2 separate regions of the Homo sapiens genome follow, and region 2 is linked to region 1. Evidence: read pairs that join two places in POLR2A ChIA-PET (ENCODE). Cell type or tissue: IMR-90. All regions are shown on one strand. Region 1 overlaps CAVIN1 (caveolae associated protein 1). Region 2 has its middle 1.5 kb from the start of HCRT.

The links. ChIA-PET counts read pairs that join two places held together with the same protein. Peaks named below come from ENCODE experiments on the same cell type or tissue, not always from the same donor. Only the 100,000 strongest peaks of a DNase experiment are listed, where the experiment ranks them.
Region 2: POLR2A ChIA-PET joins it to region 1 with 19 read pairs; 6 of 35 experiments call an interaction of 5 or more read pairs at or near these places.

What each region holds. Positions count from the first base shown.
Region 1 is chr17:42,415,632-42,418,131 of GRCh38, reverse strand. All of the region lies in intron 1 of CAVIN1 (caveolae associated protein 1), which reads left to right. Among named protein-coding and RNA genes, the nearest start is that of CAVIN1, 6.4 kb to the left of the region's middle. In IMR-90, no CTCF peak of the experiment used is centred here; no DNase peak of the experiment used is centred here.
Region 2 is chr17:42,185,700-42,188,199 of GRCh38, reverse strand. No RefSeq gene overlaps it. Among named protein-coding and RNA genes, the nearest start is that of HCRT, 1.5 kb to the right of the region's middle. In IMR-90, no CTCF peak of the experiment used is centred here; no DNase peak of the experiment used is centred here.

The DNA of each region.
Region 1 (2,500 bases):
CATAAACCTAAACAGTATAGCCTACTGCACACCTAGGCTATATGATACAGCCTATTGCTCCTAGGCTACAAACCTATACAGCATGTTAATGTACTGAATACTGTAGGCAACTATAACACAATGGTAAGTATTTGTGTATCTAAATGTGTCTAAACATAGAAAAGGTGCAATAGCCATGGCACGGTAGCTCACACCTGTAATCCCAGCACTTTGGGAGGCCGAGGCAGGTAGATCACTTGAGGTCAGGAGTTAGAGACTAGCCTGGCCAACATGGTGAAACCCCATCTCTAAATAAAAATACAAAAATTAGGTGGGTGTGGTGGTGGGTGCCTGTAATCCCAGCTACTTGGGAGGCTGAGGCAGGGGAATCGTTTGAACCTGGGAGATGGAGGTTGTGCCTGGACAAGAGAGCAAGACTGTCTCAAAAAAATAGTATAGTATAGTAAATACATAACCAGTAACACAGTCATGTCTTATCAATATCAAGTATTATGTACTGTATATAATTGTATGGGCTAGACTTTTATACAACTGGTAGTGCAGCAGGCTTGTTTACACCAGCAATCACCATAAACACTTGAGTAATTCATTTCACTAACACATTATGATGGCTACAATGTTATTAGGTGATAGGAATTTTTTATCTCCACTACAATCTTTTTTTTTTTTTTTGGAGACAAGTTCTCGCTCTGTTGCTCAGGCTAGAGTGCAGTGGCACAATCTTGGCTCACTGCAACCCCTCTGCCTCCCAGGTTCAAACAATTGTTCTTCTTCAGCCTTCCGAGTAGCTGGGATTTACAGGTGTGAGCCACCATGCCTGGCTAATATTTTTGTATTTTTAATAGAGACAGGGTTTCACCATGTTGGCCAGGCTGGTCTCGAACTCCTGGCCTCAAGCAATCCACCTGCCTTGGCCTCCCAAAGTGCTAAGATTACAGGCATAAGCCACCACAACCAGCCTCCATTACAATCTTATGGGACCACGGTTGTGTATGCCGTCTGTTGACTGAAACGTTGCTATGCGGCTCATGACTAAAAATGTGTTCTGGAGCAGTTTTGAGGAGGCAAAGTCAGTGACCTACATATGGACCAGCAGCAAAGGCCCATCAGACCTGCTCCAAGTGCCTGGGGATAAGGGCCAGGAAGCATTTAAGGGATTAGGTGTCTCATGGGCATTAAAGGGTAGGGCACCAGGGCTGGAACGAGAGCCTGATGGCTTCTCCTCCCCAAATCGCAATCCAACCTGTACCTCTTTCCTGGATTCAACGCAAATTAGGGCTACCTTGCTCTAGAAGAACCCCAAACCTTTGTCCAAAAATATTCTCAACCCAGGGCTTTGGTCCCTTTCATCCCTAAAACCCAGCGGCCATGGAGAGTATGCATAGTACATCCCTTCCTCCCAAACTGAGTTTGGGTTGTTTTTCCTGGTCACTGGGTCCAAAGCAGGGAGGGTATTTTTAGGGGTATTCCCAAGACGAAAGGAAATCATGCTATCCCTGGGTTCCTCCCTCCCTTTTTTTTTTTTTTTTTTTTTTTTTGAGAAAGGATCTTAGCTCTGCAGCCCAGGCTGGAGTGGTGGTATCATAGCTCACTGCAGCCTCAAACTCCTAGGCTCAAGCAATCCTCCCATCTCACCATCTCAGCCTCCCAAGTAGCTGGTACTACAGGCACAAGCCACCATGCCCAGCTAATTTTTAAATTCCTTCCGGCCTTCTTTCCTTCTTCTTTTCTTCTTTTCTCTCTCTCTCTCTCTCTCTTCTTTCTTTGACAGAGTCTTGCTCTGTCACCCAGGCCGGAGTGCAGTAGCGTGATCTCAGCTCACTGTAACCTCCACCTCCTGGATTCAAGCAATTTTCATGCCTCACCGTCCTAAGTAGCTGGGATTACAGGCATGTGCCACCACACCTGGCTAATTTTTGTATTTTTAGCAGAGACGGGGTTTCACCATGTTGGCTAGGCTGGTCTCGAACTCCTGACCTCAGGTGATCCACCTGCCTCAGCCTCCCAAAGTGCTGGAATTACAGGTGGGAGCCACTGTGCTCAGCCTAAATGTTTTTTCTAGAGGGTCCCCACTGTTGCTTAGGCTGGTCTCGAATTCCTGGGCATAAGTGATACTCCTGCCTTGGCCGCCCAAAGTGCTGGGGTTACAGGCGTGAGCCACGCGGCCTTTTTATTTTTATTTTTCATATTGTAAAGATCAAAGTCAAAAGCATGAGGAGACAGCAAAGAGTGGGCAACTGATAGCAAGAGGGGAGGGGATATTATTGCTAAGCAACTAACCTCAGAAGTAGGAGTGGCTTGGGCCATTTTTTTTTGGAAATATAACATTGTGAATATTTCATCATTCTGTCATTAGCATTTTTTAAATTTTTCTTTTCTTTTTTTCTTTTTTTTTGTTTTTTGTTTTGTTTTGTTTTTCTGAGACAGGGTCTCACTCTGTTGCCCAGGCTGGAATGTAGTGGCAGCTGTCACGGCTCACTGCAGCCCCTGTCGTCCGGGC
Region 2 (2,500 bases), 230 kb after region 1:
TGCTCAAGTTGTCCCTTCTATGTAATGCCCTCTATCCCGCTGCCCCTGATGTAAACTAGCTTTCATGCAAGGCCTTTGAGGACCCCCTACCAGGCCCACCCCAGGCAGAGTGACTGGCTCAGCTTTGCTCATGTGGGCAGTAGTCCTCTCCTTCACTGAACTATCATTATGCCTGAACTGCCTCCCACCTGGAATATGAGTTCCTTGGAAACTGGGCTAGATCCTGTGCACAATTGCCCCCATGCCCAGTGCCTGGTGTGGCATGCAGCAGGAGCTCAATAAAGAGGTTGTAGGCCAGGTGCCATGGCTCATGCCTGTAATCCCAGCACTTTAGGAGGTCGAGGCAGTCAGATCACCTGAGGTCAGGAGTTCAAGACCAGCCTGGCCAACATGGTGAAACTGTGTTTCTACTAAAAATACAAAAAATTAGCTGGGCATGGTGGTGTGCACCTGTAAACCCAGCTACTTGGGAGGCTGAGGCAGGAGAATTGCTTGAACCCAGGAGGCAGAGGTTGCAATGAGCCAATATCGTGCCTTTGCACTCTAGCTTTGGCAACAAGAGTGAAACTCTATCTCCAAAAAAAAAAAAAAAAAAAAAAAAAAAAAAAAAAAAAAAAGAGGTTGTGAATAAGAAGCTTGGGCCTGGAGATGACATGTGTTCTTCAATGCATGGCGGCTCACTCCGTGTTGACTGTAGAGTGGGACTACATTCCTCCCCTCCAGGTAGCCTGAGCCAGGGAGAAAGCTGGGGAGGTAGAAGCTTTCTATCAGCCTCTGGTAGAAACTGAGTTTGGTCAGGCACAGTAGCTCACACCTGTAATCCTAGCAGTTTGGGAAGCTGAAGGGGGAGGATGGCTTGAGCCAGGGATTTGAGACCAGCCTGGGAGTCCCAGTCTCTACAAACAAATTTAAATATTAGCCAGGGATTGTGGCATGCATCTGTGTGGTCCCAGCTACTTGGGTGGCTGAGGTGAGAGCATTGCTTGAGCCGTGGCATTTGATGCTGCAGTGAGCTATGATTGTCCCACTGCACTCCAGCCTGGGTGACAGAGTGAAACCTTCTCAAGAAAGAAAATAAAGAGGGCTGGGCGTGGTAGCTCACGCCTGTAATCCCAGCACTTTGGGAGGCCGAGGCGGGCAGATCACGAGGTCAGGAGATCGAGAACATCCTGGCTAACACAGTGAAACCCCGTCTCTACTAAAAATACAAAAAATTAGCTGGGCGTGGTGGCGGGCACCTGTAGTCCCAGCTGCCAGGAGGCTGAGGCAGGAGAATGGCGTGAACCCGGGAGGCGGAGCTTGCAGTGAGCCGAGATCGCGCCACTGCACTCCAGCCTGGGCGACAGAGTGAGACTGTCTCAAAAAAAAAAAAAAAAAAGAAAGAAAAGAAAAAGAAAAGAAAATGAAGAAAGAGAGAAGGCCAGGCATGGTGGCTCATGCCTGTAATCCCAGCACTTTGGGTGGCTGAGGCAGGCGGATCACCTGAGGTCAGGAGTTCCAGACCAGCCTGACCAACATGGAGAAACCCTGTCTCTACTAAAAATACAAAATTAGCCAGGCATGGTGGCGCATGCCTGTAATCCCAGCTACTCAGAAGGCAGAGGCAGGAGAATTGCTTGAACCCTGGAGGTGGAGGTTGCAGTGAGCTGAGATTGCGCCATTGCACTCCAGCCTGGGCAACAAGAGTGAAACTCCGTCTCAAAAAAAAAAAAAAGAAGAAGAAGAAGAAAGAAAGAAAGAGGGAGAGAGTGAGAGAGAGAAAGAAAGAAAGAAATGCAGGAAGGAAGGAAGAAGGAAAGAAGGAAGGAAGAAAAAAAAAGCGGGGGGGCCTGGTGCAGTGGCCCACGCCTGTAATCCCAACACTTTTGGAGACTGAGGTGGGTGGATCACTTGAGGTCAGGAGTTTGAGACCACCCTGGCTAACATGGTGAAACCCTGTCTCTATTAAAAATACAAAAATTAGCTGGTTGTGGTGGCGTGTGCCTGTAATTCTATTCAGGAGCTATTCAGGAGGTTGAGGCAGGAGAATCGCTTGAACCCAAGGCGGAGGTTGCAGTGAGCCAAGATGACCATACCACTGCACTCCAGCCTGAGCAACAAGACCAAAATTTAGTCACACACACACACACAGAAAAGAAAGAAAGAGAAATTGGGCTTGGTTTTGGCTTCTTACCTCCCACTGTCTAGGCTGAGTTTTCAAGGTTTTCCATCTCAGAGGCTAGTGGAAAGGGCAGAAGGGAGAAAAAAAGCTAGGGGGAGGGGGCAGCTAAGGAGCCTTTCCATGAAGGAAGAAGGTCCTGGAGCCTGACAGTCCCCAGGAGCAGCGACAAGAAGCAGGGGAGGGAGAGGACTGCTGCTGGCTGCTCCACCCCCCACACACATAATGTGGGGTCTCGCGTCTGCCTCTCTCCCGCCCCTAATTAGCAGCTGCCTCCCTCCATATTGTCCCAGGCCAGCGCCTCTTTTGTGCTCCCAGATTCCTGGGTGCAAGGTGGCCTCA